Linked DNA regions of Homo sapiens: region 2 is linked to region 1. Evidence: chromatin contacts called from ENCODE Hi-C or POLR2A ChIA-PET data. All regions are on one chromosome and are shown on one strand. Each heading gives the region's core, a stretch centred on a gene start or an enhancer-like site at or near the end of the contact. The rest is flanking DNA. Distances are from core to core; before and after follow the strand shown.

Region 1 (7,853 bases), core at 2,709-5,208:
GTATGTTTATTCAAGGACCTTTACTCTGTGACAGGGTTTCAGCCTGTGAGGTTTTCTCTACACATGGCAGGCAGCTGTCAGAACCAGTGTGAGGGGTGAAAGGGCAGCCCAGCTGCTCTGTTAAATCATGGGGTTCCATCAACATCTCAGAATTCCTGCCGAGTGGGAGCTGGGAGACCACAGATTAGAGTACACTGGAGTGTGTATATTAGGTCACTCGGTGTCTATCAAAGCGGTATCACGCCGGTGAGCTGTACAATAGATTTTACTGTGTTCTGTTCAAAGAAAATGTAAGGAAAGTGGACATGTGTGTAGCAGACCATAGCTGAACACTGAATTCTTCTTGTCTTTAAATGGATGGATTTATTATCCACAAGATGAACGAAGAGTAGGAGCACAATCAACAGCTATGGAAAACATGCGAGGCTGATGGTTTCTATTCAGTGCTTGGAAATAACTGTTCAGCAGATGTGTATGAAGCAGATGAGTCCACGGCCCAGCACAGTGGAGGGGGAGGGGGCCGGATCATGGCTGTGATCCTGGACCATGAACTTGTTTTATGACTCTGGATGGTCACTTCCCTTCAGTTTCACAAAACTTTAATGTCCTCATTTGTGAATTGAAAATAATAATCTCCCTTGTCTTATCTACATCTCAAAACCCGTTAATAAAAAATGAATTCCTAAATGAGAAAAGACTTTTAAAATGTTGAGAGGTATGAAGCATGATGGTATAAAGTGTGATACTTAATTAAGAAATAAAATGTAACTTGTGTTAGTGGATATTTGGTCTACATGTAAAATAGAAAACATCTGCTCCTTTATTACCTATTGTTTAATTTCTTTTTAAGAGAGAAAAATTCATGTTCCCCAATGCATCATATAATCTTTAAAAAGATAATAGATAAAAGGTGAATAGCATCATGCCTGGCAAGTAAGGTGAAACTTTAAACAGCTTTAAAAATTTGTGTTATATTTTAATTTCTCAATTATAACTCTGTAAGAGGTTTCTTGACTGTAATAAATATATACCTGAATTTATGTTAATGATAACTAATACTAACAAAATGTTTCCTATGTGCCAGGCCCTGTTCTAACTACATTACAAAAGTTAATTTATTTAATTCACATAACCATATGTAAAGTGGCCCAATTATCTTTTTTTTTTTTTTTTGAGACAGAGTCTCACACTGTCGCCAGGCTGGAATGCAGTGGCATGGTCTCGGCTCACTGCGACCTCCGCCTCCCGGGTTCAAGCAATTCTCCTGCCTCAGTATCCCGAGTAGCTGGGATTACAGACGTGCGCCACCACGCCCAGCTAATTTTTGTATTTTTAGTAGAGACGGGGTTTTACCATGTTGGCCAGGGTGGTCTCGATCTCCTGACCTCGTGATCCAGCCACCTTGGCCTCCCAAAGTGCTGGGATTACAGGCATAAGCCAACATGCCCGGCCCCAATTATCAGTTTTTAGGTTATAGCACCCTCTTCCAAAATATAAGGCTCTGCATTATAATCTCACTTTGGGTTAAATACATTTTCTAATCTTGTAAAATGTGAACAGCCAACTACCTTCTACACAACAATTTCATTTTTTACCCTATGTGGTAGACACTATTCTTTTCCCATTTTTTTAAGATGAAAATATTATTTCCTAAGAGGTTAAGTGATTTGCACAGCAACAAAATGGCAAACCTAGCATTCACATGTAGGCAGTCGGCTGTACGGCCTCTCTTTGCATCAGAGGGCCTGAAGCCATCTATTATTTGGGGGCAACATCATGGTGTCCACTTGGATCATTTGGGATCCAAAATGAAGATACCAGGTTGAGAGCTAATTAGTCACCCAGGAAATAACTCCAACATGCGCACTGAGACTGGCTCACGTTGGAGCCATGACCCTATCTACATTATATAAGAACAATCAGCTGGGCAGTTAGCTGTTTCAGTGTGAATGTAGCAATGGCTGCCATGTCCAAAGCACTTTCCAGGAGAGGAAGCTGAAAAGCTACCTTATGGCCTCATGTTGACATTTATCCAGGTGAATTGCAACTTGAAATGTACTTCTAACATTTGCTACTGTGAGTGCAGAAAAGACGTCATATAATAAGGCAAATGTGGAGAGCCCTTTGTTTCTCCTTTTTTAAAAAATTAGAACTATTTTTCAACGTTGGTTGGAAACAAGTCCATGAAGAAAATCTTTAGAAGACAGTAAAGAAATTCTGAGATTGAATTCCATTTTGTCTGTGTGTTGTTCGGTGACAAAAGACTGTGAAATACAAATAGGCATAGATAGAGCTGTATATAACAGCTTTGTGGCTTTCCCTTCAATAAACTCAGAGATTGTCTTTGTATCCAGTGACCTTTTAGGGGGATTTAAAATAAAAACTAAAACGACACAGTACAATTTGTCTATACTAAAGGCCCAATTATAACTCTCAGTCTCATCTTTCATGGTTACTTCTCAAAATTCTGCCTAGGTGAGAAAGAACTGAAAAATATTCCTCTTTTCTGGATAATATTATCAAATGAAGTGAGGGCCTGGGCGGTTGCCCTCACTGGTGATTGATTCTTTAATGAGCTTCACCTGCAGGCCCAAGAGCACAGAGACTGCCCAGCTCTCTAGATTTTAAAATAGTGATCAATTCAGACACACATTGGGTTGTGTTGTTGGGACTAGTCAGAAGAACTGTTGTATATTCTCTGAATGACAAAAACTGAAATTGAGATATATTTACAAACACATTCACACATACTCAGGGGCCTTATGAATAAAAAGCGAAAATGCCAAATTACTCGGATGCCTCTACACTCTATCAGTATCTTATGAAAAGCATAAGGCTCTGCATTATGATCCCTTCTAGGTTAAACACATTTAAAAATCTTATAAAATACGAATAATATAAATAATCTGAATGCTTTCTATGATACAATTTCATTTCATAGATTAATGTATCAGTAGAGTAGCTATAAGCTGCTGTTTTTCTTTTTAAAAAATTAATTAATAGGCACTTCAAGTTTAGCCTCTTCACAAGGCCATCCTATTTATTTATACATTTTATTAATTCTGAAGCCAGTAGCTCCTCAATGGTGTATTTATGTTCAACTAGGTCAGGTCCACTGGGATGATATTTGGTCTTTCACAGAAGACACACTGAGCCTGTAAAGACAGCAGGCTCAAACTACCAAACACACTTCCTTTCCTAAGATTTGACTACATGAATTTGTTAGACTTCAGTGAAAAAATATAGGAATCCAGATATGCATTTCATAAGTCTCTCTACATAAGACCTTCTACACATAAGGGTGTCAGTAACACGTTGCCTCCTTACTAGGGAAGCAGGCATTTGGCAAACAGTCCATTTGTGATAGTTGGTTTGTGTAGCTTGGTGTAGTAGTTTGAAGGGCACCCACAAATACCAATAGAGGGAAATACTGAAAACTGTTCTCTCACATTACATTAGTTTGCTTAAAAAGTATGCATGTGCTAACCAAGCCTACAAATCACTAATTGTCAAGTATGCTGCAACAGAATAAAATTTAGCACAGAAAATACTTAGGTGAGATAAAAAACATTGATGTTTATATTTCTCAATAAATCTATGATTGATTACTTTGATAGTGATAATGCCATAGAGATAACTTTATAAATACTAACAATGCAGAGGGTTTGACATTTAAAATGTTCAAATGCAAGATGACATTCTTACTTCCCCTTTCAGAAATGTTATGCATGGATTACTTTCAGAACTATTTGAGCCAAGCCCTGTTGATGAGTAAACGTTAAAAGCAGCTGGGATGTCCACTTTCTTGGTGTTTCTGCTCTATGATTTTACTCGGTGGAATGTGATGAGCACTATTACCTTTTGAAACTATTACTAGCCAGAACTCACTGATGACTTAGTACAGAACACTGGAGTTGAAAGGAGTCCTGGAGACCCAAAACTCTCTCCTCATTCCACAAAAGGGAACCAGAGGCCCCACGGAGATTAAATGGCATGCTCAAGGCCACAGCTAGTTAGTGACAAGGTTTAGCCCAAAACTCATGTATTTGGACTCCTAACACGGTGCTCATTTGCTCTGTTACCCTTAGTGTGATGAAAGACAGATAAATGGCACAAACTCCTTACAGTTTCTATGTCAGCACATGATTATTAGATGTACGCTGTTGACTCTGAATGCTCTGAGGTTGGAAGAAATGTGCAACAATCTAAATGTCACAGGCCTGGAAGTAATCAAAAGGAAACTGAATGTTAGTTACTACTGTGCATAATGCTTGCAACATATCTGTGGTTGGTTGCAATGTACTATTAGAGCGTGGGTTTTTGTTGTGACTGTATGAACCAGGCCGCATAGGGAACGCTGAAGAGCGATCACAAAAATACCTTTCTTTCCCTACTGTCCCTCAAGCAGCAGGGATCAAATAACTGTTTCTCAGCTGTCAGTCTTTTAAACAAAAATATCTCCTTCACTCTATGTGTATCTGTGGCAAGTTAGTGTCTGTTTCCTCTTCTTTTTTCTGTTCTATTTTTTAGACCCCAACCTTGGATCACCAGGGGATACTGGGACTAGAAAGGGACTGACATGATGTTTTACAAATTTATCTTGGATTTCTTCAGTACGTCACAGTTTGTGTTCAATAAAGGCAGGCAGTGTAGAGCAGGCAGGCAGAAAACAGTCTACAACTGGATATTGGGAGTGCAGAATCATCTGCTGCCAGTCTGGACACTGGAAGGGCTTTCCACTCTGAGTATGACAGTTTCCATTTGTATTTCGGGCCAGCTGCTATTATGCCAACAATGTAATAATGGTGTGTTTTATTCATCTGCAACATAGCCAAATCTTCCTGCATTTGTCTAGGAAATCACAAAGCTTGATGAGACCTGGAGGAGCCATCTTTCATCCTCCTTACTTCCTAACTACACACAAATCCCCCAATTCCTTTACCCTGACTCTGGCCTGATCACTTACTAGCTGGACATGTTTCTTAATCTTTACTTTGCCATGGTAGCCTCATGTGGTAAATGGGGCTGACGATAGTAGCTCTCTCTTCGGGTTGTTGTAAGGATTTAATGAGTAACACGTACAGGACTTTAATAGGGCCTGGCATATAGGCACTATATAAATATTAATTATTGTAATTATTATTTCCACTCAACAAAATTAAGACTTCCTCATAGTTTTGGATCTCAGCTGATTGTAATCACTTGTTCATCAGTGGTAGAATGGTTTGTTAACTAATGAACATCATATAGCTATACCGTAATTTATTCAACCATTCACTTATTATTGGACATTTAGTGTGTTGCCAACGTTCTGCTATGTAAGTAATATTGTATGCTACGTGCCCTGTCAAGCATCTATCCTTATAGTTTCCTTACGAGGTGGATGTTTTAAATCCAACTCATAATTTCAAAATGAGGCCACTATGTCTTAGGCAATATGAATCCAATATGACCACACAACTAGTAGGTGTTATTGCAAAACTTGAGCCCATGCCTTGGACCCTAAAGCCTTAATCAATTGCCTACCTATCTTCTTAGCCTAAATGGTTATAATAACAATTAATTTGTAAAACTAATGTTACAAACTCAATTTTTCCAGAATTTTTTTCATATGGATCATCTTATTCCTTAATAATTCTGAATATTACCAGCAGCTGGGAGTGGGGTAGGGTGAGGGAGGAAAGGAAGTTGTTGGTCAAAGGGTATAAAGTTTCAACTGGACAAGAGAAATAAGTTTTGAGATCTACTGCACAAGTAGGGTGACTACAGTCAATAATACTGTATTATGTATTTCAAAGTAAGAGTAAATTTCAAATTTCCAATGCAAAAAACGGTAAGTAAGTGAGGTGATGGATATGTCAATTAGCTTGATTTAATCATTCCACATTGTATGCATGTATCAAATCATCACCTTATACCCCATACATCTATACAATTGTAATTTGTCAATTAAAAATATTAAAAAAGGAATTCAGAGTAACTGCAGTGATATTTTCCCCTTGAGTCCAAACTCCTCAATTTAAAAGCTCTGACCTGTTGTTAGGAACGCTTACATTGCAACACCGTCAGCAGCTTTGTCAAATCTTGCGCTGGATTCTAAAGGACCTAGTCACTTCCTTGCATCCATTTATTCCCAACTGCCTGGACCAGCAAGACATGAAGAATAGACATGAATAGCACAGAATAGACATGAAGAGCAATTTCTGGGGCTGGAGGGGATAATATAACTATGATCCAGCAAGAAGATCTTCTTTGCTGCTTTCACCTACTACAAGCTTGTACAACACATTTAATACAATCTAATACCTTGTGGGTCAGGGAGAAACTCCCATCATCACTATTGGGAGTGGTGTGAACAATTATATACAAGTGCTAGTTTTAGGAACATACAGATAGATTTGGTGTTTTGAAGACAGGGATGGTAACTGAGGAACAACTATATAAGTGTGCTGCCTGCACAACTGGTATTACTGTGCACTTAGGGGCCCCAACATTTCCCAGAGAAAGGAGTTGGGATGGCACTAGCGACACCACACATCCAAGCTGAGGCTGCCCTCTCCAACTACCTGCCCCTTCCCTAAGAGCACCTATAACTCTAATAATTATGGTTAAAGTTTATGGATCGCTTACCATGTGCCTTGTGTCTGTCTCCACTCTACATACTTTATATGTATTAATTCAATCTATTTAATGTAATCCTCACAACGATACTATGAGGTAGATATGACTATTATTTTCTTCATATGGTAAATGAGGAACCAGAAGTGTAGAGAGGGTAAGTGACTTCCCGAAGTTACAGAGTCAGTAAGTACTAAGCCTGGGACTTGACTCTGGTAGTCTGACCTTGCGGCCTTTGCTCTTTGTCACTACAGATGCTCTATAGGCCAACAGCTGGCCCTGGGGCCTGGCTCCTCTCCCTCCCCTAACCTTCCCGGTTTCCTGCCCAGTTCAACGTGACTTCCTCCCATTTGTTCCTCCACTGGCACCTTCACAGAACTGACCGCTCTCCAGGCGTGAGCTTCCCAGTGGGTCTCCTAGCTCCCACCTTCCCCATTCCCAAAAACATTCTTTCCACCTGTGCCATGAAGCCTTCTGGGAGAGTGAAAGAAATTTAAACATAGCAGAGAAACACAAAAATTACTTCCTTTCCATACAAGGCTTAAATGATTACTAAGAATATCTGAAAAATAAATATTTAATACATAAAAGGGAAAATTGTCAGAATCCTTATGTAATCTAATGTTTCCATGTGTTACAAAGTCCCCCACTGAGGGTTTTCCAAAAGTCTGTCCATGCTAATCCCACTGGCCTGTGAGAGAAGGCAGTGACTGTACACTTTTATGTGCCTCTCTTTCTTAGTTTTTAAAAAATAACAAACATTTAAGATATCAAGAGAAAAGTTACTCTTGCCTAAGTGTCAAGCTTGGAGAGGGCAGAATAGCTAATCTACTTTCTCGACTTCCGTGTAGGTTTTATTACTTCAGTGTTATATTAAAAATGTACTTAAATTTCATGTTGACATGCCATTTCATGAACTTTATTAGAAATTATTGATTCACAAATGAGGGGAAGTCTAAGACTAATATTTTATTTATTATGTTCTAGCTATGTGCCGAATGTCAAGAAGGATTTAGCAGTATCTTATAGCTTTGTTGTTTTAATATTCAGTTTAACTATTTATTTTGCAATCATTTCTTAGATTTTAAGTCATTTTAGGTGTATGTGAATTCATTTATTATTAGAAGTTGTCTGCCTCAAATGTTTTGAAACAGTAAAGGAAAGGATTTGTTAAAAAGGGAATGTAACTAAAATAATGAAGAGATTGATGACTTCACTGTAAAAGCATGATTTTT
Region 2 (7,181 bases), core at 1,669-4,168, 180 kb before region 1:
TGCTAACCTGGCTTTCTAAACTGGCACTCAGTTTTTCTGTATCCAAAAAAAGCAGTGATGAAAACACCTACACAGTGATGAAAGGAAATTTTGAATATGACACCAATACATCAGTCCTTCTCAGCTACCTTGTCTAAACAGCATACATAGTGGTCAAGAGAATGTTCAGGGCCAGACAGTCCTAGAACTGAGTTTGAATTCTACTACTTTCTAGCTGTGAGATATTGGGCAGGTTATTAAATCTCTTTAGATCTTCTTCCCTCCTCTGTATAATCAGGGCAATTATAAATAATCATTGAAGATAATTCAATGAGACAATGTATATAAAGTGTTTTGCACAGTTCTTGACATATGGTAAGTGCTTAACAAATGTTTTCTCTTATCTATAAATGCTGGGATCAAAGTGGGTAGATAGTATCCCATAGTGAAACAGTATAAGTTCTGGAGTAACACAGGAACAGGTCAAATCTTGGCATGGTTTTTCTACTTACAAATTTTGTGATTTCCTGCAAGTAACAAACTACGAGCCTTAGTGTCTTCATTTGTAATTATTCAAACCCAGATCTGTTTGACTCAAAAGCTTATGCTTTCAATTACTACGCTACAGGGGTGAACATGATACCTGCAGGGTTGATATTTGTATAACCCTTTGTAGTGAAATTGACATCTAGAATAAACTCAAGTAGTAGTAGAAATAGCAGTAATTATTGCTTCCGTCATGCTCTTCTTCATCTTTATCATTCAGTGGCCTAGGATGCAACTGTAAGGTAAAGCCAGGCTACCTGAGAAGGTGATTGGGGTTGAGCTGATAGAGACCCAGCATAAGGCAGCCTGCATAGCAGAGTAAGACCCAGATGGTCACTACCCCTCCAGCTCAGGTTGTCCATTCATTCAGTGGAGATAATGGCAGGGGAAAGGAGTATCACAGGTTTGCTTGTGTGTTGCCTCCTCTGATGAAGGAGAAATGTCTGTGAAAACCAGGAAGGTCTCTTCCAGCTTTTACATTCTCAAATTTGATATCTAATGAAACCACCATTTAGAATACTCTGATTCTGAGCCACTTAACCTCTCCAACCCTGTTTTGTCACCTCTCAAATGGTGGTAATACTGTGTACCTCTGTGCTCCTGGCAGGGGACACTTACTCCTGTGTGTCCTGAATGCCTTGGGCAGTGCCTGACCTTAGTTATGGTGAGGACATAATTTCATGCTTGTTGAATACTAAAGAAATGGTGGGGGCAGAGGCAGAGGTATAGATTCCTGCAGAGGCATCTACCCTCTTACTGTTAACAAACAACTCCTTTTGGATAAATCAAAACCCAGAACTGAGGCCACTCACCAGCTCTCTTGCTGTGAAAGCCCTGCAGCTCCCCACAGAAGAAGTCTCTTTAAGAGTGAAGAATGCCAAGCATGTCTCCATGCTCTTAGATGCAGAGGAAACTGGCCTGCAAAGTTTGAAAAATGGTGCAAAAACTCAGCACCTCTGAATTCCCCAGAGGAAATCCTGCTCAGCTTCCTCTCTGGTGCTTACCAGATTGGAATGTAATACCCAGGAGTGGCTTTTTGCTTGACCATAACAGCAAGGTCCAGCCCCCTTAAGTGTTTCTCCATGCTGTCCAGCAGCCAGCCACTGGAATTTTTTTGTTTTTGTTTGTTTATTTGTTTGTTTTGCATTAATGAAACTGTAGCCTCTGGTTTTGTGTTTCTACTTCACATTTTCCCTTTCCCCCCAGTCCACATCGTCATCATTCATTGCCTTTATTAAGGGCCCATTTGCTGGGCATTTGACTGTCTGCGCATGACAGTGGATATAGGCACCACTTCATCTCTAACAGATAGGAAATCACTCCCCACACATAAGACCCACTATGGTCTTACCTAGTTCCTGATGTCCCCTCCCTATCAACACACACACACACACAGACACACACTCACACCCCAGTCTCACAATTCACTATTTTCAGCTGGTTAATCTACAAATGTTTAACTAGAGATTGAGAGCACATTAAAGCCATTTTTAGTCCAGATTCTCCTGCCAATTCTTTAGGGATGGTGGAGTCAGAAGCAGGCCCTTGGAATACATTTGTTTCTGGAGGGTGGCTTGTAAGAAGGAAGGCTGAGACAAAGATCTGGAACAAGAAGCAAGCCTAAAATACACCATTATGAGAAGATGTGGGGGAGGGAGTGTCTTTAAAGTCACGCTACCTTCCTCCAGACCCAGCCTGCCTCTGCCTTTGAGATTATTTGCAATAGGATCAAGATTATCATCCCCAAAATTGAGCACAAATAGAAACAACATTGAAAATAAAGTCAATGTGGGTGACAGCATTTCTTGAGGCAAAATCTTCCATACCAGATACGAGAATGTATGTCCCCGTTAGCCAAGGCCAAACAGTTCTCAGGGCTGCATGAAACCAAGGCATGGGTGCAGCTTTGGAGGGACAGTTCTTGAGCTCTGGTCACAGCTTTCCATCCACACTGCCCAGTGTACTTGGAGACATCCCTGAAGGAGGTGTAGGCCAACAGGAAGCCCCTGCTGGCTTGACCTCATGCTCCCAAAAACGTGCAGTAGCATCAGGACTGGAAAGGTAGGGAAGAGCAAAATTGAGGAAGAGACAATAACTTTCTTCTGGTAAGAAAATAGATTTTCTGTTGAACTGCTCTTAGAGTGTCCACAATCTCATTATTGATTTCCTGGGGCAAAGCCTTGGGTCGCAATGTTTTCGTTTCTAATGCAGCCTCACAATCCTCTTACCACACCTTCATCTGGGTGGATGGCAGTGCCATCTTAACCCTGATTTCCTAATGGCATATTTCTTCTTATTGCCCTTGTGTGAAATGACAGTTCTCTTTTTGGCTTGGTTTCCAAGGAGCCGGAAATCCTGCTGTCTGACTTCTTGAACTAATGAGTTCACTACTGGGACAGCACAAACAAAGACTGGTGCTTGGGAGATCTTGGCTCACTTTCAGAGAGTGTTGTTTCTGAGAGTGCCTTAAACAATGATCAGAGGAAGACAGCAGAGAGCTATAAGAAGAATTATGTGTAGTCATTTGGGGTGGAGAGATGGGAAAAGCTTAAATAATTTGGGGAGTCCCTAAACAACATAACTAAAGCTTCAAATACACAAAGATGCCTAAATTGGTTGATGTTTTAAAGTCAAAGGAAAACCAAATACAAACAAATATGGGAAAGTGTTTGAATGAGGAGGTAATGGTACCTGACTTGCAGGAATGACTTTCAAGATCCCAAAGTTGGGGACAGTGGGAATTGCTCTTTTTAAGGTTTTAGAAATTTTTCTCTTGCTGTTCTTATAAAGAGAAAGCAAGTCTGTCCTTGAGAAAACTTGTAAGACAGCCTTCTCTTTAAAAAAATGCTCTGAAAACAGTCAAGTGCCACAAAACTTTGAAAGAACTAAGATCAACTTGGTGTTTGACAAAGCTAATATAAGAATGGTAATCAATCCCTTGGCAATGGAAATTTTAAATTTAAAATAAGCTTCAACAAAGCCTTTGAACCTTCAAACACTTTATGCTTAAGAAATTAATGGGTCCCTGAAGAAGTCACATTTCCTTTTCTGTTTCTGTAATATATACTTCAATTACATTAATCAACAATGCAGCAAAATAACTGACACCAACCAACTTCCAAGTCACATTTCCAAGCACTCCTTTTCTTCAACAGAGACTTAGCATTTTAAGATAGCTAATTGAGGTTTACATAAGCATGAATAAATATTTGGTGAAGCTGGATTTTCCCATCCTGTTGTCACCCTTTGCTCACCCCAGAATGGTTTCCCATCTTTTTTTTCCCTTCTACTGTCATTCCTGTTGAGTGTGATAAACCATCTTGCTGACAGAGATATTCAGTTAAAACCTTCCTTCTGCAGTATCTTTGAAGATGCTGAAACACACATCAGATGAGTTTCCTTTTCAGGCAAATTTTAAGAATCTCACAAGACTGTTTTTCTTCATTGCAAAATCGACTGAAGGGTCCCTGCTTCCCTGTAGTCTCCTATGCTCTGGACAAAACAAAGCAAAACAAAACAAAACAAAAAACAGACATGCACCCTTTTACATGTGATCCTCTTTGTAAATTGGCTTTTGCTCTCATTGTATCTACCCTCAACCCTATCATTACTAGAGTTTTGGTTTTACCTAACTTTTCTCAGAGAAAGTGTCTCCACAGGCCCTATTGACAATTTTCCCTCCCATTTGGGTTCTCTCTCTCTCTCTCAGAAATGGAAACCTTAAAAGCAAAAGGCTTCAGGATGGGCGTGGTGGCTCATGCTTGTAATCACAGCACGTTGGGAGGCCGAGGCGGTGGATCACTTGAAGTCAGGAGTTCGAGACCAAACTAGCCTGACCAACAAGGTGAAATCCATGTCTACCAAAAATACAAAAATTAGCTGGGCATGGTGGCACATGCTTGTAATCCCAGCTACTTGGGAAGCTGAGGCAGGAGAATCACTTGAACTTGGGAGGTAGAGGTTGCTGTGAGCCTAGATTGCACCACTGCACTCCAGCCTGGGTGACAGAGTGAGACTCCATCTAAAAAAATAAAATAAAATAAATAAAAGGCTCCAAACTTAATTTTATTAGTGTAGTATTCTATAAAACAAACAAATGAAAAACTTCAATTTTCTATTTGAGTACCTTCCTCTCTGTTTGGGTGTGGTTAGTGACTATCCCGGAGGAGGCCATTTCTCCTTTTTGCTAATAGTTTACAAGGGAACTGCTCCTGACACTTTGCATACTGCAGAGAGGGCCAGTCTTGTTTTCAGGTTCTTTCAGCACCTGCTGGGCATTTCCAATTTTACAGTCTCCTCTGTGGGGCATAGATACTTTACTGAGGCCCTTGCCTTACTCATCATCTTAGAAACATTTCAGATAAATTTATCTTCCCAAGGTGAATTACCTCTCCCAGAGGCTTTTGAGTTTTAATAAAGAATCTCCTGAGGAAAAAATGAATAAATTAGCTTCTAATGATGGAATTACTTGCACAAAACAGTGTAAGATATTTGAATAGGTTGTGGAATAAGGTAGACCTTTCAGTCATATCACCTCAGCAGCCTAAACCCATACACTCACAAGGCTTATCCTTTCTAAAAATAGTGCTAGATTTCAGAAGTTTTATTATTTATAGTTCAGGTAGATTGCAAGAGAATTCAGTGTCATGAGACATGAGATGCATCATTGATACTTCGATGGTTACTCATCTCCCTTTCAAATCTGCTTGCCACCGAGAGGAAAAGTAGAGCACTTAGTACAACACAAACAAATCATCTGTACGCTTGGTTGGATTCTTCACTTTCCACATGGGTGTTTTAGTCAAACAACTAAAGATGGAAGTTCACAATTCAGTTACCAAGGCTAATCGAGCTCTCCACAGTCTTACCTTGCTGTACTCTGCTTAGCTCGAATCAAGAGACTAATTTCTTCCCTCTAGTCCCTGAGGAGAGAGAAGGGCCTTTCATGTGTTCCTTTCTTCCATGCCTTGAATATCACTTTTGTCATTGTGTACATGTGTTTTGGTTACTTCTTTCAATTTAATAAGATTGGCAATGTATGCAAATAGGCAGAGTTGGATGAGAATATCTACCCACACAATTACACACAAAGGGAAACCGTTTGGGTCCAGATCATCACTAGAATTGGAAACTGGTATTCAATAAAAGGCCTCTACGTACAGAGATAGATTTAGACAGTCCCTGCCTTTGTGCATCAACGAAGGAAACGATGTGTATTCAGCTACCCAACTTGGCCACAAGCAAAGCTCAACACTTCCACAATCTCTGGGAAAATGAGATGTTACATGTTCTTAGCAGGAGCTGACAATTAAGCTGAGTGAACAATCGTGCAAGACGGGGGAGTGGGAGTTCATGCTGCTTAGCCACATGCCTCAGGTGCTCGGCTGAGTGTGAGGCTGAGGGCCAAAAGCTTTCAACCACCCAAGAAGCCGGGGATCCTGAAACCTACAACCCTATGGCACATTATTCTGTTTATTATCTTGGAGACTCCCTGTTCTTTCCAACTATTTCCTCTGGCATGATAAGGAGTTTGTGAGGTGCCAGGGGAGATATAATTCGTTAGAATCAAGTAATGATTTGTAATATTTAAACTCTTCCATTAAACCAGGAAGCAGGTCAGAAACTAACCTTTAAATACAGCCAAGGGAGAAAGTCAGCCCAACAGCTTAAAATATATATATTTTGCAGGAAGCATGGAGCGTATAATTAGCTATAATTTCTGCAACTGCAGTCAGGAAGCTTTATTTTTTTGGCTGATAGGCAATGTTATCTCCTGATGGCCTGGGAAACCAAACCCTAGGGTTACATTCCTGGTTCCCACATAGACCTTGGTGGGTGGTTTTGGGGGGAAACTGGGCAAAGGAGCAAAGGAAAGGAATGGTCAGGGTGGGGCCAGAAGCTGGAGAAGTTGCAGGTAAGGATCAGGGTGATCGCCTCTTTGATTCTTTCGTAAGGAGACTCTGAATTTTGAGAACTGTATTTAAACATATTCTGATTTCTAGTGTGATCATTTCCCCAAGACATTTTTAATGCTTAATATATTGGGCAAATGCTATACTTCTTGGCTCCTGCTGATAGTTGTAGAGGAAGTTAAGTGTACTACTGTTAGAGGATCACTTTTATTTTTGGCTGTTTCAACAAGCGTAGATTTTTTTTTCCAGTGGGCAAGTCTAAGTCTGGCAGAAGCATTAAAAATTAGTAAAGGTGGAAGTGCTTTGAAACATTTGATCTCTTCTCGAGGAAGCTGAGCAGAGGGGAGGGGAGTCCCTCAGGAAGGCTTGCTGTGTGGAAGCATATACACCAACAATGAGATTTTCTTCAATGCCTCCTGTGGCCTTCAATTCTCCCCTCTAGTCAGGCACCAAAGGGGAAAAGCCCAGCACTCCTCTCTGACATTTGATCTAAATCTCCTGAAGTCATAGGGGAGGCTGGGCAAGCTCAGATGGGGGCAATAAAGCAAGAACAGCAACATGGCAGTAAATAAATCTGATTTTTGTCCATTTCAGCCAAGGCTGATTTTGTTTGCTGGGAAGTGATTTCTCTTACCTTTGTTTTTCTGCAGATTGTCAAATCCTGGCTCAGTTTGCCCTGTGAACCACATCAACCAACTAATCATCCACCAAGCAGATGAACTAACAGACATCTAGCCTGTCCTT

What was found. Hi-C counts contacts between places; a loop is a spot of excess contacts on that map. ChIA-PET counts read pairs that join two places held with the same protein, here RNA polymerase II (POLR2A). Pooled maps may share reads with other maps.
Region 2: a loop to region 1 is called in a pooled map, with 13 times the contacts of the local background. The contact joins two enhancer-like sites. A Hi-C loop is called at or near these places in 2 of 37 single-sample maps with no recorded cell type and 2 of 50 pooled maps. POLR2A ChIA-PET finds 5 or more read pairs at or near these places in 1 of 52 experiments (PC-9).

The regions. Positions count from the first base shown.
Region 1 is chr7:91,161,581-91,169,433 of GRCh38, reverse strand. All of the region lies in intron 14 of CDK14 (cyclin dependent kinase 14), which reads right to left. Among named protein-coding and RNA genes, the nearest start is that of FZD1, 99 kb to the left of the region's middle. RefSeq lists an enhancer at 1-878. Within about 2 kb of position 3,958, at least 4 of the 41 ENCODE cell types and tissues checked have a DNase peak (open chromatin) inside an H3K27ac peak, as active enhancers do.
Region 2 is chr7:91,343,213-91,350,393 of GRCh38, reverse strand. All of the region lies in intron 3 of LINC02932 (long intergenic non-protein coding RNA 2932), which reads right to left. Among named protein-coding and RNA genes, the nearest start is that of LINC02932, 35 kb to the right of the region's middle. Within about 2 kb of position 2,918, at least 3 of the 41 ENCODE cell types and tissues checked have a DNase peak (open chromatin) inside an H3K27ac peak, as active enhancers do.